Linked DNA regions of Homo sapiens: all the other regions are linked to region 1. The links are chromatin contacts, found by Hi-C in ENCODE. All regions are on one chromosome and are shown on one strand. Each heading gives the region's core, a stretch centred on a gene start or an enhancer-like site at or near the end of the contact. The rest is flanking DNA. Distances are from core to core; before and after follow the strand shown. Region 1 overlaps LOC105374021 (a long non-coding RNA gene). Region 2 has its middle 470 kb from the start of CBLB. Region 3 overlaps LOC105374027 (a long non-coding RNA gene). Region 4 holds the start of CBLB (Cbl proto-oncogene B). Region 5 overlaps CBLB (Cbl proto-oncogene B). Region 6 overlaps CBLB (Cbl proto-oncogene B). Region 7 overlaps CBLB (Cbl proto-oncogene B).

Region 1 (3,092 bases), core at 388-2,887:
TCGCTCTTGTCACCCAAGCTGGAGTACAGTGGCGGAATCTCTGCTCACTGCAACCTCTGCCTCCTGGATTCAAGCGATTCTCCTGCCTCAGCTTCCTGAGTAGCTGGGATTACAGCTACCGGCCACCACGCCTGGCTAAGTTTTGTACTTTTAGTAGAGACAGGGTTTCGCCATGTTGGACAAGCTGGTCTCAAACTCCTGACCTCAGGTGATCCGCCTGCCTCGGCCTTCCAAAGTGCTGGGATTACAGGCGTAAGCCACCGCACCTGGCCAGATATTTTTAAGTTTTAAAACTTAACTTTAAGTTTAAATCATAACTTTAAGTTATGATTAAATTTTATGAATTTAAATTAATTTTTTTAAAGTTGAGTTATAAGTTTTTGTATTCCAAAAGATTTTAAAATGTATTTACTTACAATCTTGTTATGTTGCTTTTCATTTTTTAAACATAAAAAGTGATTAATAATCATATAGAGAGAATAAAATTAAAATATGCCATCTCGAAATATAATTCTCTGGCATATTTTGAAATGGCTATTCAGAAGGACTGCAGACACAAGTATGGCTCTGGAAGCTATCCTTTGTGGGGGAGATTTGCATCTGTAGAGAAAACTTTCATTAGTAAAGTAAATAGCAAATGCAGAGGCTTTTTATTAAGGTATTCTTATCTGGATCTTGGAAAAATTAACTCACAAGAAAAGGAGATGAAAACGTTAACACTTACAAAGTCCTGACAGTGAAACTTTTACCAAAGACTACTGTCTACTCTGAGGGCTGCTACCTGCGAGGCTTCAACTGCATAAAAAGACAGCCTTTGTCACCAAGTCTTTTTTCCCCATCTCTCACCCATAACCTGTCACCATGCTCCAAGCCTCAATTTCTTTCTATAAAATATAAAAACTTTGTCATTTGGCTCTTCTTTCAATCTCATATTCATAGACCTCTCGTGTCCATGTGCACATTGATAAATCTGTATCCCTTTTCTCCTGTTAATCTGTCTATTGTCAATTCATTTCAGCAGACTCAGACTTCAACATTCGGGGGAAAATTTGAACTTCTCTACAGTTTTGGTATCTTTGGCAGGATTATAGCAAATCACTCTGCCCACACCCGAGGCTGCAGCCAGAAACCACGGAAACTGACAGACGCCAGCAAAAAGAAAGAAAAAGTTAAGAAATTTCTTACCAGTAATCCTCCTTGGGTTTCTGCCTTAGGACTAGTCAGGTGAGTGGTGAAACTCCATTTTCGTGTTTCCTTCTTTCTAAATTTAAAGGAGAGAAAATATTTTTAAAAGTTAGTTCTTTAAATTTGTGTCCCTTGTGGACTTGTTTTATACCTATTGATAATTAATCTTTAAACATCCAAAAATGGTCCTTGTTTTTCTTGTCTCTGTCCTTTGTGTGGTTTGGTATAAGGAGAAAAACCATAATAAGCTTCTCCTTTCATCTTGTTTTTGTGTCTTGAGAAACTTGGCTTTGTAATCCCCAAATTTATTTTCTGGTCTTCACTACCCAGGAGGGCATATTTGCCAGACATATACTAGGCTGGGAATCTGAAATGTCTGTTTTTCCAAATGTGTAGGTTCTCAAAAAAAAATTGCCTTTGTTATCTCAGCCTTCATTGCCTAACAATTAATGTCTTTGCTTTCTTCTTCTTCTTCTTCTTTTTTTTTTTTAGGTGGAATCCTACTCTGTCGCCAGGCTGGAGTATAGTGGTGTGATCTTGGCTCACTGCAACCTCTGCCTCCCAGGTTCAAGCGATTCCCCTGCCTCAGGCTCTGGAGTAGCAGCAGCTGGGACTACAGGTGCGTGCCACAGTGCCTGGCTAATTTTTTGTATTTTAGTAGAGACGGGGTTTCACCATGTTGGCCAGGATGGTCTCGATCTCCTGACCTCGTGATTCACCCACCTCGGCCTCCCAAAATGCTGGGATTACAGGCATGAGCCACTGTGCCCAGCCCAACTTTGCTTTCTTGAGCTATTGTAGCAGGACAAGCCGCAGACAAAACCCCTCAGACACCAAGTTGTAGAAGGAAGGGCTTTATTCAGCTGGGAGCATCGGCAAGCTACCATCTTAAAATCCGAGCTCCCCAAGTGCACAATTTCTGTCCCTTTTAAGGGCTTACAACACTAAAGATTTCACATGAAAGGGTCGTGACTGATTTGAGCAATCTAGGGGGTACATGACAGGGGCTTCATGCACCAGTAGTCAGAGTGAAACAGAACAGAGCAGAGAGTTTCACAATGTTCTTCCATACAATGTCTGGAATCTATGGATAACATCGGTTGCTAAGGCATGAGTTGATTTTTAGCTACTAGGCAGGCCCAGGCCTGGTTTCGGGTCTGGTTTTGGGTCTGGTGCCTGGTGCCGGGCTGCCTGCCTTTGGTTTCACTTCCTTGTTTCTTCTTAAAATAGGTACTGAGTATGAAACAATGTAAAACAATATGAGAAGGTCTCTCTCTTCCCTCACTATCTTTGGGAGGAGCTTTAAATATTGGGAGGAGTTGCGTGTACCCTTTTTGAAATGAAATTCTTGTGTTTATTGATTTTAAGCCATAAAAGGGCTTATTATAATAGTTTTGAGTCACAGATGAAGTAGGTACACATTTGGAGATTTGGAAACTATCTGTATGACTCTTGACATTCATTAATGATCCCTACATCCCCACCCCTTGTTACGGTAGGTAGCTAATCAGACATGAAGAGAGCAGGAAAGGGCTTCCCCAACTCCCTGACACACACACCAGGAATGTCAGGTGACCATCAGGTGATGATCAGGCAGTTGTTAACTGTCTCTCTAAAATAATAATTGTTCACAGTCAGTGCCAGGGAAAGGCAGTCTCCGAATAAACAGAAACACCTGAAACTGGTGATCAATAGCTTCCTGACAAGATGTCAGGATTTGGAGGAGTTGGCTCAATCATGCACATTAAGAAGCAAAATGGCAGAGTTTAACTGGTATATGACTTTCTAGGGACATTTGACTGATAAGGGAAGAACGCCTCAAGTGTATGCATGCATACAACTCTAGTAAACACACTGTGCCTGCTCCCCTCCCAAGTGCTGACAGGCCACTGCACATATAGACAGCC
Region 2 (3,092 bases), core at 270-2,769, 1.8 Mb before region 1:
ACCTTGATCTTAGACTTCCCATCCTCCAGAACGATGAAAAATAAATTTTTGTTATTTATAAGCTACTCAATTTATGGCATTTTGTTATAGCAGCCTGAACAGACTAAGACAAAACATTTTCCATATGAGCTAGGAGGACAGTTATGTAGAACCTTGGGAACAGAAAGTTTTAAGACGTACACATACACACGCACACACACACACACACACACACACACACACACGCTCAATTTCCCTCGAATCAAGCTCCAAACAGCTGAAGCACTCTGAAAGTCCTTAAAATTGTATGAAAATGGTAATACCTTAAACAGTAATAATTATTTCCTCCCAGCACATTGGATGTATCTGAATATTTACAATCAACATTTTTAAAGAATGTGCCTTTCCATGTGACTATGCACAGGGTCCTCCCTGCAGATATTTAGGAGATAACATGTAATAGATATCCACAAACCCCATCTGACAGACGAGTTTCATTGTGAAAAGTCATCATACATCATCCTCTCAGATATGTTGTTTTCTAGTCTTTTTCATTTAAACATACTGTTTTTTTTTTAATCGAATTTAGAGACCTTTAGACTGGGGTGGCTCTGGCACTTCAAATTCTTTGGTGAACAAATCAAAGCCCAATGTAAACAGTAAATGGAAACTAGGGTAACTCTACCAATCAGAAATCACTAACTGTGGGAATAAGCAAGCAAAGAAGGAGAGAATGGAGATGCTGGAAAAAAATGGGGAGCAGAAGGTAAGGAAACCAATTTAGGAAGAGAGTAACTTTAGATAAAGGACTAAACACCACTTTCCATGGACAGAAATAAATCTCGAAGGGATGGAAAATAATGCAGGCAAGATAGTGAATTGTTGGCCAGGAAGCTGAGGGAGCAAGCGAATGAGGGTGTTCTTTTCTCTGAAAACAGAGGCTATCATTGACTGAAAGCGAGGTGGAGAATTAGATTTGAGACTTGTACCCTGTCATATTGGAAAACCAGATCCATTTTACATGAAGTTATACAATGTATTTGTGTTATAATATATTTTCAAATACAGCACCTGAAATAAGAACCCCAACCCCCAAAGAAAAGGAAAGAAAGAAAGAAAAGAAATTACTAACTAACTTCTAACTAGGAACTTTCCATTCTAACCAAAGTTGTTTTGTTTGTCGTGCTTCTGCAAACCCTTCAGAAAAGTTTCCCCTTTTGCCCCTCCTGGCAGAGTGCTAACCACTTGTGGTCTGAAGCTGCCTTGATTCATGAGTCACTGAATGCTTTAATAAATTCTTTAAAAGATAAATGTAATAAAGCTTTTCTTTTATCAATACCTTTCACCTGAGACCTTTCCTCAACCAGTTCCAAAATTCCCGAAGTAAACACATCCTGAGAACAGCTAGTATTTACCTTGAGCACAAATGATCTTACAGTCCAGGAATGCAGAATGGATTGACTAGCACAAATCAGATGATGGCATAAGTCATTTTCTTGATATACAGGTGGAGGTCTACTTAGTGACCAGAAGAATTAGTAAAACATGAGCAGTAGTTTCTATAATCCTTAGGGCACACTGCATCTGTCAATGAAATAATGTCTTTTAGAGCAGTTGCCTCATGACTACACTTCACATGTGGTACACTTGAGTCACAGGCCTTGTGGGAGGCGAAGAACAGGTGAGACAGGCAAGGGCTCAATGTCTAACATGCTGAGACAAATAGATTGAGACCTCAGAAGGGAGAAGATAGTTTCTTTCAAAACTCTTGAAATATTTAATATCCTGGAGTGAAATAAATCCTAATTTAGAATTCTGTTTTCTTTTAAAAATTTTTTATACGACCTGTGGCCTCTTTTGTATTTTTCTTTTTGTCATTGCTAGCTAATAGATATGACACTTCTATTTTAATTTTTTGATGTTTTCTTTAAACATGTCAGATAAGTAATAATCCTGCATCATTATCTCTTATTCTGAAATATAAGTAGCTTTCAAAGTTGTCAACTTATAGTGGGATTAAATGGAGGAAAAATAGAAGATTTTGATGCTAAAGAATATAGATTGGTGAAAGCAAACAATTAATCATCTAATAATTACTGAGCATGGTGGGACAATTATACTTTTTGCTGCCTCAAGGAGTTTATAATCCTTTGAGGAAGACAAGTCATAAATTAAAATTTAATAATCTGTAGCAAGGATCAGTAAACTTTTTTTTTTTTTTGGTAAAAGTATTTAGCTTTGCAGACCCAAAGGAAAAGTAGAAGACATTATATACCTAGTTACTTATAAAGAGAGAACACTCTTGCCTTGCCCTATCCCGTTTGCCTGGGATAGACTGTGAATGGCGGTGGGCCAGCTTGAACTGCTGCAGTCAGCTGGAGATATTCTTCAAACCAGGAGAAACTATCCTGAGGTGGAGGGGCCTGTTTGGGGGTGGAGTGGCAGCTACCTTGGTCAGATTTAGTCTCTGTCCCAGTCATACCCAGATCCTTGTATGCCTTCTTTTCCCAGAAAGCCCAGTCATTTCAACTTAGGCAGGTGGCTAGAGGCGTGGTGACTCATGGAGTTGATGATTTCCTGACCGAGATTCCACTACTTGGTGCCTGGCAGTTGCCAATTGCTGATTTCCCCCAATAGATGGTGACCTTGAATAGCAGTGAATCTCAGGTGCAGGGTAGAGAAGCAAGCATGGGAGCAGAGTTGGGGACAGAGAGATTCCTAGGCTTACTCTCTGTGGTTCATAGTGCTAGCTTGCTCAAGATGGGTGCCAGTAGGCCATAGTGATTTATAGAATCCTTGTCATGTACCAAGCACCCAGCTAGATATTCAAGTACAAGGATGAAACAATCACAGTTTTATTACATTTATCTCACAATAAAGGGTTTAAAGAATACTATAAAAATGTTGTGATAGATAACTTTTGCTAGTGTTAATTACCATAATAACTCGGAATTGTGATCAGAAAGAAATTCATTAAGAGGATATACATTGAGCCCAGTGTTAAATGATAAAATTGATGAAATAGTGAGAAGAGAAACTACCTCAGATAGAGGAAGTAAAATTGTTAAAGAATAATTTTTTCAAAAGTCAAATCATGACTTATAAAATATAAA
Region 3 (3,092 bases), core at 419-2,918, 1.7 Mb before region 1:
AGAATTCAAAAGAGATTGAAGTCATTTACCCATGGTTATAAAACCCAGAAGTGTCAAAACTGAAATTTAAACACTGTTTTATTTCAAACTTAAATTGCTGATGCCCAAGCTATATAGTTTCATGGTTTAGTGGTCCCCTCCTGAAAAATGTTTTCATTTTCTAAATTTGAAGAAATCTCCTTTGAAAGGCAAAACCCTTAAGCTTGCTTTGCCCGACACTTTATCCCCTTGACAAGAATCAGGGATGGCAGGAAGACAAAGGGAGGGTCAGAAGGAAGAAGTGGCTCTGGCAGAAGTAGATGGGAAGCCAGCAGGGATGAACTTCACCTTGATCATTATGTTGCCTAAGACAGGTCTGACTTCCAGTTATAATTAAACATGAACATCTTTACCAAGCATTCATTTACTTCATGTGTTTTAGAGAAGAACATTCCACCCTAATGCGACAGAAAGGTTAGAGTTAAACTAGAAAATGAGATTGGAAATCCCATCCAAGCATGTAGCATGCAGTAATCCCCCTATATGGAGGATAGGTTCTGAGAGCCTAAACCCATGGTTAGTACTAAACCCTACATATACTATGTGTTTTCCTACCCATATATACCTATGATAAAGTTTCTTTTATAAATTAGACACAGAGATGAATAACAATAGCTAATCATAAAATGGAACAATTAATATACTGCAGTAAGGGTGATGTGAATGTGGTTTCTCTCACTCTTTCTGAAAATATCTTTTTGTAATATACTCACCTACTTTTAAACCCGCAACTAACCATGGGTAACTGAAACTACAGAAAGAGAAACCACAGATTATAGAATACCACTGTACTCTCTCTGCCCAAGTCCTATCCTCAAAAATGTCTTGATTACTACAAAATGGCTTTTTCTTTTTTTTTTTTAACTTTTTAAGTGAAAACTGAACTATTAAGTTTATATATTTGATGATCTCCTATTTTCTAACTTCTTTCAAAATAAATCAAAGAATATATATGTGAATGTATCTATATCTTTAAATTACTTAGAAAGAAAAATTTTCCCACCACATTTATCTCAGCTAACTCATGAAACTGAACTCATTGTTTCAGTTCCCAGTGAAGTGATATTAACAAGTGTTTTTAGTTGGGGGAGTAAAGAAGGAGGTGCGTATAGATCTAGGGGAGGTGGGAGATGGGAGGGAGGCTAGACCCAGTGAGATGGATAAGATTAGCAGCCTAATGAAGCATCTTGCCATTGAAGCCCATGTACCATAAAAATGCACATACGAATTTATTTTTATAAAAATATAGCTGTCAGCTTACATATTATAATGCAGTTGGCAAAAAATAAGTTAATAAAAAAGTTCTCTTCTAAAATTTGTTAGATTGCCACAAAAAGGAAGCTTTCTACAACGTTTTTTTTTTTTCTTAGAACCCTTGGGTTAATGAAACCTAGTCTGTTACAGTTACTGTTTTTCTTCTCTCTACTCAGCATGGATTACTTGATGTCTCATCTATGGCAGAGTCTGCCAAGACAATTGAGCAAGTCTAGTGTAGAGAACTTTAATGTAGTTGGAACATATCCAGCATCAAACAAGAGTCTGTGTCAAGATCTAAGACTAGCCAGATTTTCTTTCTCAGGTGTCATTTTCTTTCTCAGGTGTCATTTCCTTCTCTCTGGAGTCATTGGGTGTCTGATTCCTTGAGTCCTCAGGCTATCAGGAACTTTCAGAAGAGATGTGTTTTCTCTGGTTAGATAACATGCCTTGGTGCTAATCCTCAAATCTCCTTGAATTCAAGTGTGTCCTGAGGCAAGAATTTTCACTGCTTGCCTGTTTCTGCATCTGAAATTTATGGGTTTTCTCATTCTGAGCCAGTTCACAAGTTGGCTGATGATTGGTGAGATCAATTATCTTTGTGAGAAAGGAGCTCTACAAATGTTAAATTGTACTAAATCATTGAGTAACGTAAAGCTGCTATGTCAAGTTACAGAAAGCAATCAAAGCTGCCTAATGCATCTGTTGCCTATTTTTAGAGCCTGAATCAACTCATGGAGCCAGTTAGGTAACTCACATAATAATAACTGAGTACTTATTATTTTTTAGTCATTATGCTAAAATGTTTCATATGAATTAATTTATCCACCTCATACCAACCTGTGAGGTAGGTAATGCTATTATCTTCCACTAGCAAATGAGGTAATTAGCCCAAGGACACCGATTGATAAATGGTGCACTAGAAATTGAAGCTGAGACTTCAGGTTCCAAAACAATTCCATTGTACTGCTTACAATGTAGTCATGCCCTTTGACCTCCAATAATAATAGAATTTCATGCCAAGACTATTTAGATGTTTAGAGCTAACTCTGAAGTAAAAATGCCTGCATGGCACTGCCAATTGCTAGGTGCCGACCCTTGGGCAAAGTGATATTAACCTCACCTGTAAAATGGGGTCAATAACCGTCCCTGCCCATAGGGTTGTTTTGAAGTAATCCATGTAGAGCATGTACACTAGTGCTCAGTACGTAGTGAGCATTCAAACATTTTAGGTACTATTAGCACTTACATAATGACACTATCATTTCTAATCACATTCAGCTGGAAGGCATGCATATGAATAAACATCAATTCACAGGTCCTGTCTGACCTATTGATTCTCACTTGCTGATATAATCAAAATAAAACAGTAATAAGGCAGTGCAGCCTCTTACACAGACAGCAGCCTGGCTTCGTTCTAAGATTTAAACATCAGTTTAAATCAGCTATTTCAATCCAAGCCATTTTGAATGAGGTAATGGTTTGTGTGCGTTTTAGGAGAAATTACAAAGTAAAGTGAAGTAATGCCTTCATTATGCATATTAAGGGTTTGGATTCTGCATGGTCAGTGGGTAGGAAGATTCTGGACTTATTTCAAACCGCCCTTGTAATTGTATCTGTCTGCCTTTTGTATAAGCAGGTAAGAACTGCTGAAACCTCTAACTAGCCAAAGAATAGACAGAAAGAAACCATGTATATTCACATTTGTTTCCAAATAGCCTATGGAAGCCACAGGGAGTTATGCAACCTTAGAGAGAGAATATTGGAATTTTTTTTGTATTGATGTATTTAATGATAAC
Region 4 (3,092 bases), core at 326-2,825, 1.3 Mb before region 1:
TTTGTAGATAAATGCAATGTGAAAACAAGGAACTACTCTTTAATTACTGGCACAGAAATAATGACAAGGAAACAAAATTACTTCCTGAATCACACTTTATCACCTGACTGGTTGCAAAGGCACATTTTTTTTCTGTTTTCGTCAAATTAAAATCTTAACCATGTAAATTCAAGGCTGTAAAGGAAAACTCAGGATCCTTCATAGTAATAATTACAGTATTAAAATTCTTAGTTGCTAGAAAGTGGTTAGAACCATTGAGAAACATTTTATCAGGTTACGTGGTTAGAGCAAGATTTGAAAAAACAAAATCAAAAACAAAAAACCCAATGTAAAATATCAGAACATCTGAGATGTCCAAGCTGAAAAGTGTAATAAACGCTATCAACTGTAGTGGAAAGAAAGTTCCAAAGTATGAAGTCCAGAGCAATTGTTGGTAGCATGAGTGGTGGGATTGAAGTAAACTGAAATAAATGGAAGGCATTTGTTTAACCTATGATATTGCTGAAAGACAAGTCCCAGCACAGTAGCTTTCTCCTTTAAAGACTAGCCAGATGTCGGCCTTTTTAAGAGCACAAAGAAGGGAGCCACAGAAAGAGGTAACAATGCTGGTAGAGAATGGCAGCTACAGTAAGGTTGTTTTTAAATGGATAGAAATCTATGTAAAGGTGACTCCGACAAAACACAGTAGCTGTCTCCTCCTCAGTCATTTAGGCAGAAACTTGCACTAAGTAAAAAGGTGCAAGGTATTTATCAGCAATTCCCATTATCTGGTACTTTTATTGCTTTGGCATGATTAGCAGAGACTGTTTGGCCAGCGTTGTCAACTATTTGCTTTTTCATCAGCCTGATGTTTGGTCTGCAATCCCTCTAAAACTAACAGCAAAAGAGAAACTCGGAAACTTGGGAAGTTTCAGTTGGCATTCAGATGTCACCCCAGCCTACTCTCTGTGAGATTTATTCTGCATTTTAGAAGCTCAGTGGCTGTTGCTCTTTTTGATAGCCAACAAGAAGCAACGTCATAGACCTGTTTGGCTGCTGTCCTGGGTAGAAGGGTTTGGCAGCCCTAGGGAGATGAATTTCTCCAGCGTTGGACCCGCCCAGAGCGGAGAAGCAACACCCTTCCAGCCACTACTCTGTTGCTATGAAACAAAAGACTAGGAAGGTAAGCGAAGCAGGAAGTCCCGCCTTTCAGCCCCAGATGGCTTTGGCTCCCGGTCCCGACGCTCACGCCCACCTGCCACCCCTTATTGGTTAGCTCCTTCGTGCCTTGCATCCCTTCGTCCATTTCCTTTCCCGTTTCCACTTTCGTTCCCGGGAGAGTCCAGGCCCCTCATTTCTCTCCGAGTCCAATTCCTTTCTGACGTGCTGCGAGCGGGCCTTCCTCTGGGGCCATTGTGTACTGTGGAGGACGTGGACGGGGCGGCAGCGCGAGGAGGACGGGCGCCTCCCGTCCATTGGCTGCACCCGCTGTCGGGCAGTGCGCGGTTGCGCGGCATTGGCTCAGCGGCGCCCGGCCCCGCCCCCGCCCCGCCCCGCCCCGAGCCTGGGTCCTGTGTGTGCCACAGGGGTGGGGTGTCCAGCGAGCGGTCTCCTCCTCCTGCTAGTGCTGCTGCGGCGTCCCGCGGCCTCCCCGAGTCGGGCGGGAGGGGAGAGCGGGTGTGGATTTGTCTTGACGGTAATTGTTGCGTTTCCACGTCTCGGAGGCCTGCGCGCTGGGTTGCTCCTTCTTCGGGAGCGAGCTGTTCTCAGCGATCCCACTCCCAGCCGGGGCTCCCCACACACACTGGGCTGCGTGCGTGTGGAGTGGGACCCGCGCACACGCGTGTCTCTGGACAGCTACGGCGCCGAAAGGCAAGAAGGGAAGGGGTCGCCGGGGAGGCTCCACACTTCTTGCCGGCCCGGGGGCCCGGGGTAGCCAGGCGCGGGCCAAGGAGGAAGAGGGGACAGCCCTGGCTCTCAGCTGCCTTTGCCGCCGCCGTCCAGTTTGAAGTGGGGCATTTAAAGACCAGAACCCGCAGGCCGGGGAGGAGGGAGAGGGCGTCCAGGCAGACGGCGGTGAGGACTGCAGCAGGCGGCCGGGAGGCGCGTCCACCCAGGCGCCGAGCCCACAGTGTCCCTCCCGCGCCCTAGACGGACGGTGCTGCGGGCACGGGAGGGACACTTTGTCCCCTCCCAGTCCACCTTCCTCCTGCAGCTCAGACCCGAGGGGCCGGGAAGGGGCCTGAGCAGGGAAGGGACACAGGCGTCCTGAAACAAAGCTTTGGGTTGAGGGCAGAGGCGAGGAGCCAGAGAAGTGAACTCCTCCTTTCCGTGGCCGCTCTTGTCATTTTTCTCTTTTCTCTTTTCAAATGGGCTATTTGTGTGTTAATTTCATTTGGTTCTTGGGAATAACGACTCACCGCGTTGATTTAAAGAAAGGTGTTCGTGTGTCCGTACTTGGTGGTTTTAGTGTGGGACATGCCCTGCGCTTTTGTTGACAACAGAGCTGTCCCTTACGTTTGTGTAGGATAATCTTTATGTTTATGTAACTTGGAGAAATCTAACAGAGTGAAAGTGAAGTTTCTGCGTAAGGCTCCCAAAATGTATGATAGGACCTTCAGTTGTTCTGGTATTTTGAATTGGAATTAAGGCAGGAGGGGAAGAACATTCTGTTTTTATCTAGGTGGGGGAAACCTGTTTAAGTTTTGTTTGTTCTTTTTTTTTTTTTTATGAGTTGAGTATTAGTTCAGCCTTAGCTACTTGAAACGTGAGCAGGATGCATCTTTAACTCTTAGTATTGTAAAAGCAAATCTAGGATCACTGCTCTTAAAACTACTGTGTGTAAAGATTGAGAGTGTAAATTCACAAGCTTATTGATAAAGATGAATCCGGAACTTTTGGTTTTGCTCTAATCGATGGAGGAAGATGCAGTGGTACAAGTTAGTCTCTAGTTTTCTGGTGGGTAAATATTTTCAAAACCAACTAACTTTTCTTTTTTTAAATCTGCCTTTTAAAGAACTAAAATTCCAGATGGCAAACTCAATGAATGGCAGAAACCCTGGTGGTCGAGGAGGAAATCCCCGAAAAGGTCGAATTTTGGGTATTATTGATGC
Region 5 (3,092 bases), core at 333-2,832, 1.3 Mb before region 1:
GAGGTATTTATTTTAATCAGCTGTGGATTGTATTTTCATGTGACATTTTAAAAAGGATGAAAAGGGTCTTACAGCCACATGCATCATTCTTTTGCCTGCTGATCCATAATTAGAATCAGCATCTAGAATCTGTTTTTGTATATAACTGAAGTATCAGAGTTACAAGTAAAACCACTTTCCACGTTATTTGTTGTCCATTAACTGCTGAAGATTAGCATATTTAAAAGTTTTACTGAGAAGCACATAATTGGAACCTGATGTTTGTTATTTATCCTGATTCATGTTATATTTTCTTCTTAGTGGACATTAAAATTTCAAAATTGCTATAACAGAGGTGCTGTTGGGGTAGTTTCTTAGTTGTATATGGGTCGTATATTGTATATGGGAATCTTTTTATGGTACACATCTGTTTTCATCAAATAGGTGAGTAGTATTCGGGCATTACCTTATACCTTCTTTAAAGAATTTTCATCCATTGCTTTAATAATTATATTATGCCAGCTCTATTTAATATAATTAAATTTTTTTTTAAAATTTCCTGTTGTATCAACCTGAAACTACTTTGACTAGCATTTTGGCTGCAACCTTCTTTTCTTAACTGTTCAGTATCCCTCTGTGTATTTTTATTTGGTTCCCTTAATTGGAAATAATTTAAAAAACATAATGTGTGACTTTCTTGCTTACTCTTGAATAACATTTAAACTTCAGCCTCACTTGTCTAATTTCAGTTCTGAGGTATGTTCTACTTGTTGCCTCCTCAAATTGCTTTGCCTTCCTGAAAAGTTTTTCTTTTGATTCTACATATTTTCAGGGGAGGGATAAAGATCTAAGCATAAATATCACCTCCTTAGATGGGTCTTTTTTGACCATCCTATCAAATAGGTTGTCACAGTTAGTATTGTGAATATTTTCTGATGATTTATTTTCTCCCCCAACAAATTTTAACTGTCTTTCAAAGTATAATTGAAGTTCTCATTCTTGAAGCATTTTCTGAATAATCAAGTGCTAGAACTTGAGCATTTTTTAGCTTTTACTTTTTGTCAGAACATTGTAGTTGGTGGTGTAGAGACAGTTCTATCTTGATGCTTCAGGTTCTCATTTCTACTTGAGGGAAGCTCACAATTTTCAGGAATCACGGAGGATGGCATTTGAGCCCGCCTGGCGGTCTGAGCCCACCTGGAGATCCCCATCCTTTCAATGGGGAAATGTATTTGAGCTATTCCCCAAGCTAATGCTCAGGTAGGAGATACAGGCAGGAAAAGATGTCATGGAAGATATTTTAAAGGAATGGGAGTATACGCCTAGCTTAGAATACAATATGTGAAAGCATATTGTATTGTGGTTCTTTGGTGCTGGATATCTCAGGAGTGGAGGAATTGAAGGATTGTGTTTTCATTTTTACACTTTTTCTCTTCTGCTCTTCTGATTTTTCAACCATGAACATGGTTATGTGTATGGTCTGGTTTGGGGGAAGTATATATCAGAAAAAATAAAACAAGAAAGGAAGTTACTCTGGTTACCATGCAATTTCGTATTTAAATGACAAGGTTTTGCATTTTGGATATTTCATGTCAGCCGTGTCTCCTCAGCTAAGTTCTAGTCACTTAGAAGTTTGGTGTCACTGAATTATAATTTTGGTGCTTCCCATGTTTTATATTTACACTAGACTACATGCTATATGGACAATGTGCAATCAGTTAATATCTGAATGAATGAATTGACCAACTTTTGAGAACAGAGTTTGACATAAATTTGGTGGTTTTTGGTTCATTGTGCTTTAATTGAAGGAGAAGTAGACATTGTACTTCACATTAGGCTACTCTTTAGATAAGCTTTCCATTACATGGCATGTGTCTTACTTTCTTACTTGATAATGGCTCTGTTTCTGAAATTATATAAACAGATTTTTACTGTTTTTAAACTTTACAACTTAATATTAGACTGTAAATTATTTACTTATTTATTGGAAACAAACTTTTAGATACAGAAATTGGTCTTTTAAGACAACAACAAAAAATACCTAGTTTTTAATCTGGCTCCTGTCTTTCATGACTAAGTCTGACTGATCTTTCTTGTTATATGATGCTTTATAAGATTGATTCTGTATCCGGGTTACCAACGCTTCCTGTAACAGAAGAAAAACATTCAGATCCTTATAGTGCTGAGTCAGGGGAAATTATTACATACAACAAAGGAAAAGTCTTTGATAGGAAATATTGCTTCTGGTAGGAAATTAAGTACAGAGTACAAGGATCTAAATGTCTGTCATATAAACAATGGGCAATCTTATTAGGCAATTTTGGACACCTATTACGTGGCTTTATTTATTTATTAATAGTAGGCTTTTCTCATCATGGTTCATGGGGATTTGTAAGGTAACGATACCCTGGACAGCCTTCCAAGATGTTTTGATGTTGGCAGCAATGCATTACTGGGGCAGGGGCAGGGGAGGAGGTAGAAAGTGTGATAACTCTGCATCACTCCTTCTTCTTTGTTCTCATTTATAACACCTAAGGCATTGGAATTCCCCAGAGTAAGAATTCTAGTGAAAAGGGAAGCAAATAAAATACATCTGACAGTTGGGATCCTTGGGTTTATACATGTGCTGACTAATTACATATGAAATGAGATATCCCCTTAAATTAAAACTATTTGAAGATACCACTTCAAATATATGTAATAGATGATTTACACTTCTTATCATGGCTTTCAATAGCAAGAATTTCTCTTGCAGTAGGATAATTAACTAGAAATATAAAGAAATGTTTCAAAAGTATAATAATGTAGAAGAAAAATAGAAAAATTTGATTTTGGAAGAAATCTTCCTCCATTATTATGAAGATAGCTGCAGTTTGGTTTTTTTTTTTTTTTTTTTTTTTTTTTTTTTTTTTGGGACGGTCTTGCTGTGTCGCTCTGGCTATGGTGTGGTGGCATGAACACAGCTCACTGCAGCCTGTACTTACTAGGTTGAGCCATCCTCCTGCCTCAGTCTCCAAGTAGGCTCCCAAGTAGGTGGGACTACAGGTACATGCCACTATGCCTGGCTGATTTTTAAATTTTTTGTAGAGACAGGGTCTCGCCATGTTGCCTAG
Region 6 (3,092 bases), core at 222-2,721, 1.3 Mb before region 1:
CCAAACCAAAGAGATTAGGTGACTTGTCCAAGATCCACAGAACCACAACTAGAACTCAGATCTTCAGACTTGTTATCAAATGTTTTTACCAGGACATCACATATTTTTAAGAAAATGTGGGCTTTGGTATTTCAGATGTACTTTTAAAATTATGTCCCTGGCTGCTTAGTCTAAAAAACAATGTTTATTTTATTTATTTTAATACTGGAAATATGAAAGGACATGACTAAGATCCAGCCATTACCTTAGTTATGACATAAGAGACCTTAGGAGCTGAGAATTAGAAACGTTCATGTATCCTATAACTTGTCCACATTTTCTAGAAGCAAATCAGGCAAATAAATAACCCAACTGAAATTTTCTTAGGTTAGATTAACTCCATGTCACTATTTCTATAGCAGGAATTGTAAATGCCTGTGTTTATAACATGGGTCATTCTCTAGGAGAATGTTTAAAAAAACATTTTATTGTTTTCTGGGTTATAGGGTGAATATTATAGAAATTTTGGAAATATATGAGTATAAATAAAAAAATCACTTGTATGTAATCTTATCATCCAGAGATAACAGCACAAACGTTATGTTGCAAATCAAAATGGTGAAATGCCTTTTTAATGCTTGTTATGCGGGTGTTTTCCAGTTGTGCATAGAATAACTTTATATGAAAGGCACTGAAACACACTTCATGATGCAACTGTTGCCTCATCTATTTAACAAATGGTACTAATTGTGCCTATTTATGTAGTTAATAAAAATGTAAAGATAGCTGAAAAGTAGCTTTTCCATGCTCTAATGTTCTCTTACATAACGTCTACCCAAAATATCCTTGTTTGTTTTTTCCTGCCCTTTGTTTTGCTAATTTGCTTTTTTATTTTGATAATACCCTCTTAATGTTTTTACTTTTTTCTTCATTTTCTTAACTGCAGGGATTTCTTTTTTTTTTTTTTTTTGTTCTTTGTCATTATTTACCATGTGTTTCTTTCTCTCACTGCTATTCATTATTTTCCCATTTCTATTTTTATTATTCTGGTCATTGTTAAACATTTCATTTTTCCATCTAGATACTTTGTTAGATCTTGAAGGATTAGCAACTAATTGTCATCCTTGAGATCTCATCTTAACTTTTAATCAGTATTGATATTTCTTTTAAAAGAAACAAGACCCTTTACTGTTCTGGAGTCCAACTTAATTAGTCACCTTTTGTCTTTCTCTGTGATGCTCCTGCCATCCAGAACAACAGCATAATGCCTGACCCCCTCTGTCTCACACACATATAAGGCAGGCAGTTAGGAGATTTTGACATCTAGGCTGCAGCTTTTCATTGAAAATCTTGCAGAAAATCTTGTGTTTGCATAAATGCATGTCACTCAAAATAAGCAGCAAAGGGGAAAAAAAAGAGTAGCTCTTGGGTTTTAAAAGAGGAAGTTTACTTCCCCTACCCCCAGTCTCAATATTTAACATCTGGTTCTGACTAAAGATGGGGAGGAAAAACAGACTTAAATCTCCATTCATCCTGTCTTACCACCAAACAGTGTGATCACTGATAGCATTTCTATTTCTGTTGTGGTCTGTATGATCAGATGTTTTTGTTAATGATTTGTAAGGGAAGATAATGCCTTATATTTCTCTGAGTGGTTATAATGTAACGTGCCAACATTTCTAATCTCTAGATAGGGCTAGATTTAATCATTATTTAATGAAACTTTGAAGGAAATAAGTTATTGCTGGACCTCATGTGTTTCTGTCTTATTTCAAAGAGAAAACAAAAAACAGAAACCTTTAATTAATCTACTGATAATATTTATTTTATTTTAAAATTTTAATTTATTTCAACATTTGAATAAGTAATACATTCAAATGGGCAGAAGTGAAACAGTCTTGTGAGATACCTGTTTTTTAAAACTCCATTTTAGAAAAGGAATTAACTAGGACTTTATATCTCTTCGTTCAATATAATTTTAAAGAAGAATTGTTGAAAAGTAGATATGTTTTGCCATTTGCTGAGAATATTTTGTACGTTAGCTTGTCTCTTACAAAAACTAAATGTGTTCCTACTTCTGATAATGTATGTCAATTTAAAATTTGGAATGGCCAAGGTAAGTTGCTCTGCATCTGCCCTTCATATGGCTCCTGAGCACAGCTCAGTGACTGGCCCTTGCAGTGCTTCTACCGTTGTAATGGGTAAAACCAGGGGAAACTGCCTTGCTCTTGAGCTTGAGCAGGTTAATCAAAAGGATAGAGCTTCCACTTCTCATTATTCTCCTTTCTACTTTGATGGGCAGAATAAGGGGATGCTCATGGAAGAGAAATTCACACCCATGAAAAGCAAATTGCCCTGATGTCTGAATCACATTACAAATTTGAATTAAATTACAAACTTAAATCAAGTCTAATGTTACCTACATTGTTGTACATGCCATCAGAAATTCAAAAGCATTTTATTGGACAACTGAATATTTATTGAAGTCCAGAATTTATTATGTAAACTTGGTGGTTAGATTTTTCTTTCTCTTTCTCTGTCTTTTAACCTTTATTTTAGGTTCAGGAGTAAATATGTAGGTTTGTTATACAGGTAAACTACATGTCATGGGGGTTTGGTGTACAGATTATTTCATCACCCAGGTAATAAGCATAGTTCCCCATGGGTAGTTTTTTGATCCTCTCTCTCCTCCTGCCCTTCACCCTCAAGTAGCCCCTGGTGTCTGTTGTTCCCCTCTTTGTGTCCATGTGTTCTTGGAGAGAACTAAACATCAAGTGAGAGCTAAACAAGAGGATATATGGTATTTGGTTTTTTGCTCCTACATTAGTTTGCTTCAGATAATGGCCTCCAGCTCCATCCATGTTGCTGCAAAGAACATGACCTCATTCTTTTTTATGACGTGTAGTATTCCATGGTGTATATGTACCACACTGTCTTTATCCAGTCTACCATTGATGGCATTTAGGTTGATTCCATGTCTTTGCTATTGTGAATAATGCTGCAGTAAACATATACGTTCACGTGTCTTTATCGTAGAATGATTTATATTCCTTTGGGTATATACACAATAATGGAATTGCTGGGTGGAATGGTAATTCTGTTTTAAGTACTTT
Region 7 (3,092 bases), core at 293-2,792, 1.2 Mb before region 1:
GTATTTTTTGCTATGTGACCTTCATCAAACTAGTAAACCCCTTTTTCTTGTTGGGGAACAATAATTGTACCTACCTTATAGGATTAAATGAATTAATATTTAGAGAGTGCTTACAACAGTGCCTGGAATTTTAGTTATTATTGTTTCTAATAAAGTGCTTAGGAGATATCTCATATTTCCAGTTATGATTAATCTATGCACATTGATAATTCTGCAGGTTTAAAATTGTATTCATTACATTACAAAATGGAATTCGTATAGAGATACGAGTTTTTTCAAAAGTTAAGATATGTTTCCTTAGTTTTCTTATTATATTTATTCTTGAGACTATTTTTATACTAATTATGCCAACTGGAATTTTTATAGCACTTTATAAAGCTTTAAACTAATTTATCTCATTTTATCTTTATGGTGTCTCTAAATGTGCATTATCTCATTATGCCCTGTAAATAAGATGCAATGAATTGCCCAGTGTCACACAGCTGTAATTGGGGAAGGTAGAAGTCCAGTCCAAGTATCCTAATTCAGAATGTCTGTGCTCCTTTTCTGATTTACTATGCAGGCTTTTATGGGCATCCCAAATCAAAACTAAAAGAGTCTAGATTCACCAATGTCTTTTTTCCTTGTCCATCATAATAAACCAGAACCAAAGATCTCTCCTGCTCTGGGGCATTTTGTCTAAGATTACTATTAACTATCCTTCCTTATTCTTTCATTCGTTCTTTCAGCCAGAAGTTATTGAGTTTCTGTGGGAGATACTGTGCTTTGAAAATTCTTGGTATGGATCCAACCTATTCTCAGTGCATTTATATACATATAATTTTTCCAGTTATAATTGCTATGTTTAAAAAAAGATTTGTGGCAACCTCATAGCTACATGAAATATAGCAAGGTAATATAAATTAGAAGTTATTGATAAAGGAAAAAATACATACATATGCATACACATACAGTAAAAATATAAAATGCACTCCAAAATGAGACTTAGGAGGCCCTATGTATATACCCTACAGCCCTTGATGTATATTACATATGTGGGAAGGCATAAAGTGATTGACCTTAAGTCAAAGTATGCCTCTAATAATCATGCTGAGAGCAAATAATTTATACTATATATAATGCTATCTTGAAAAACATTTAAAAGAAGGTATTTAAGATATAGTATGTCTGTCTTAGCAATATTTAAACAAAGTATGGAAGGTGATTGATACATGATGATGATGAGATGGTACTAACAATATTCATTTGGGTTTTTACATAGAGTATTTGTGGAGAATGTAGTATTATGAAGGTTTAAAATTTTTTTCTATTTGTTTGTCAATGTTAATTATCTGAGTTTACCTAAAGTTATATTTTAAGTAATGTCACTGACTTACAGTATTAATGGTTGAAATGTGAGTCTGAATTATTTTACTGTATTATGAGAAATGACAGAATTTAGTTTCAGCTGTGTATAGTATTCACTGATAACTTCTGTATCCTTTGGTTTAGAAGTATTTCTTATTCGAGGAAGTGAAACCTACTGAGTCATTTAGAATAGACGGAGTCCTCAGTACTTCCTCTTAACATTCACAGAATGGTGGAAACTAGAAAATGAGTTATTTATTGGTCTTTATTCTCCATTAATGCATATTATTTGATCTTGCATTAAGTATACATTGACAGAAACATTATTTTAATTATTGTATTGAAGACATTCTTCATGTGTATTTAATCAACCACCTGACAGAAACTAGGGCAGAGTAACCAAAGTAACATTTGAGACTTTATGGTTAGACGTCTAATTTGCATGTGACAGTAGTCCATTTATAAAGTGTGATGGATGAAGTCATATTAGAGTAAGTACCATTAGAGACACATTCATTGTGATCTGTGTTTTTGCAAATCAAAATTAATGGTCATTGCAGCTGTTTGTTGATCTGTTGAGTAATGTAAACTCTCAACAACAAAGCTGAAGAGAAGATGTATTTTGTGATATCTACTCTTATAACAGGCACTCTTAACAACATCAGTAATTTGTATAACATTAAATGTTCAAGTAGCATAGAGAAAAATCTAAATTCAGTTTTAGATGAACAGTTCTTTGTTTTTTCTTGTGCTATAAAGACACAGTTATTGCCTTTCACCTCCTCCCCCTTCAAAACTCAATATTTTCAGTTATCTCTTGTGAGGAAATATATCACATAAACTGGAAGTCATCCTTAACCAGAGCAATATGTAAGTTGACCCTGGAGGTTCAAAGAGAAACTTACGTAGCCTAATAGTGTGGCTTGCACATTCTATGCACTGTACTAAAAAATAATGTAACTTTCATGATTTCGATTGGGTGGAATAATTTTTAGTTACGATTAGGTCTTTAAAAGGTTCTTGGTTTTTAGTTATGATACTAAAATATTTACCAGTGAATTTATATGATGTGTAGGAGGTACTTCAAAACGATCTAAGAGTGAAAGGAACAAGAGAACATATAGATGAAACTGGACTGGGGATGAATTGATAATTGTTGAAGTCGGGTGATAGGTACATAGAAATTTATAGTTTTCCCTCAAATTTTATGTGTATCTGAGATTTTCTATAATAATTTTTTTAAATGTATGAGACTATGTACGTCTCAAAGTACTGCTTTCCATTCTTCATGTGTTAAAGACAGAGGGACCATCAGATCTTCAGATCTTGCTTTCTTTTTTTCTTTTCTTTTCTTTTTTTTTTTTTTTTTTTTGGCACGGGGTCTTACCCTTACACCTAGGCTGAGGGCAGTCATGCTGTCGTAGCTCACTGCAGCCTCAAACTCCTGGTCTCAAGCGAAGCCCCCAGCTCAGCCTCACGACCAGCTGGGACTTCAGGTGTGTATCACAACACCTGGCTAATTTTTTAAACATTTATTTTTTATAGAGACAAGGTCTTGCTATGTTGCCCAGGCTGGCACAGCTTGCTGTTAAATAAAACTATCTTTTTGAAATTGTCTTATGTAAATCTGTAAAAGTATTCCACTATAGGCACCTAATATGGATCTCTTTTGACTTTTATAACAAGGGGAGTTTTGCCTAAATGATAATATATATTGAATATGACTTTAAATTTAATACTCTTTT

Evidence for each region. Hi-C counts contacts between places; a loop is a spot of excess contacts on that map. Pooled maps may share reads with other maps.
Region 2: a loop to region 1 is called in a pooled map, with 4 times the contacts of the local background. The contact joins two enhancer-like sites. A Hi-C loop is called at or near these places in 2 of 37 single-sample maps with no recorded cell type and 3 of 50 pooled maps.
Region 3: a loop to region 1 is called in a map with no recorded cell type, with 10 times the contacts of the local background. The contact joins two enhancer-like sites. A Hi-C loop is called at or near these places in 17 of 37 single-sample maps with no recorded cell type and 6 of 50 pooled maps.
Region 4: a map with no recorded cell type shows a loop between it and region 1 (13-fold over the local background). The contact joins the promoter of CBLB here to the enhancer-like site in region 1. A Hi-C loop is called at or near these places in 10 of 37 single-sample maps with no recorded cell type and 5 of 50 pooled maps.
Region 5: a loop to region 1 is called in a map with no recorded cell type, with 4 times the contacts of the local background. The contact joins two enhancer-like sites. A Hi-C loop is called at or near these places in 6 of 37 single-sample maps with no recorded cell type and 4 of 50 pooled maps.
Region 6: a loop to region 1 is called in a map with no recorded cell type, with 25 times the contacts of the local background. The contact joins two enhancer-like sites. A Hi-C loop is called at or near these places in 4 of 37 single-sample maps with no recorded cell type and 5 of 50 pooled maps.
Region 7: a loop to region 1 is called in a map with no recorded cell type, with 9 times the contacts of the local background. The contact joins two enhancer-like sites. A Hi-C loop is called at or near these places in 6 of 37 single-sample maps with no recorded cell type and 5 of 50 pooled maps.

What each region holds. Positions count from the first base shown.
Region 1 is chr3:104,521,381-104,524,472 of GRCh38, reverse strand. LOC105374021 (a long non-coding RNA gene) reads left to right here. Exons shown (of 6, transcript XR_007096271.1): 4 at 1,084-1,224; 5 at 1,678-1,804. Among named protein-coding and RNA genes, the nearest start is that of ALCAM, 840 kb to the left of the region's middle. RefSeq lists enhancers at 713-1,912, 2,409-2,688. Within about 2 kb of position 1,637, at least 5 of the 41 ENCODE cell types and tissues checked have a DNase peak (open chromatin) inside an H3K27ac peak, as active enhancers do.
Region 2 is chr3:106,332,523-106,335,614 of GRCh38, reverse strand. No RefSeq gene overlaps it. Among named protein-coding and RNA genes, the nearest start is that of CBLB, 470 kb to the right of the region's middle. Within about 2 kb of position 1,519, at least 3 of the 41 ENCODE cell types and tissues checked have a DNase peak (open chromatin) inside an H3K27ac peak, as active enhancers do.
Region 3 is chr3:106,182,732-106,185,823 of GRCh38, reverse strand. All of the region lies in intron 2 of LOC105374027 (a long non-coding RNA gene), which reads right to left. Among named protein-coding and RNA genes, the nearest start is that of CBLB, 320 kb to the right of the region's middle. RefSeq lists an enhancer at 1,369-1,418. Within about 2 kb of position 1,668, at least 3 of the 41 ENCODE cell types and tissues checked have a DNase peak (open chromatin) inside an H3K27ac peak, as active enhancers do.
Region 4 is chr3:105,867,495-105,870,586 of GRCh38, reverse strand. CBLB (Cbl proto-oncogene B) reads left to right here and starts at 1,575. Exons shown (of 19, transcript NM_170662.5): 1 at 1,575-1,851; 2 at 2,996-3,092. The coding sequence starts at 3,010. RefSeq lists a silencer at 1,377-1,606.
Region 5 is chr3:105,829,466-105,832,557 of GRCh38, reverse strand. All of the region lies in intron 3 of CBLB (Cbl proto-oncogene B), which reads left to right. Among named protein-coding and RNA genes, the nearest start is that of CBLB, 38 kb to the left of the region's middle. Within about 2 kb of position 1,582, at least 7 of the 41 ENCODE cell types and tissues checked have a DNase peak (open chromatin) inside an H3K27ac peak, as active enhancers do.
Region 6 is chr3:105,797,035-105,800,126 of GRCh38, reverse strand. The region is part of intron 3 of CBLB (Cbl proto-oncogene B); the gene reads left to right. Among named protein-coding and RNA genes, the nearest start is that of CBLB, 70 kb to the left of the region's middle. Within about 2 kb of position 1,471, at least 2 of the 41 ENCODE cell types and tissues checked have a DNase peak (open chromatin) inside an H3K27ac peak, as active enhancers do.
Region 7 is chr3:105,721,826-105,724,917 of GRCh38, reverse strand. The region is part of intron 9 of CBLB (Cbl proto-oncogene B); the gene reads left to right. Among named protein-coding and RNA genes, the nearest start is that of CBLB, 150 kb to the left of the region's middle. Within about 2 kb of position 1,542, at least 3 of the 41 ENCODE cell types and tissues checked have a DNase peak (open chromatin) inside an H3K27ac peak, as active enhancers do.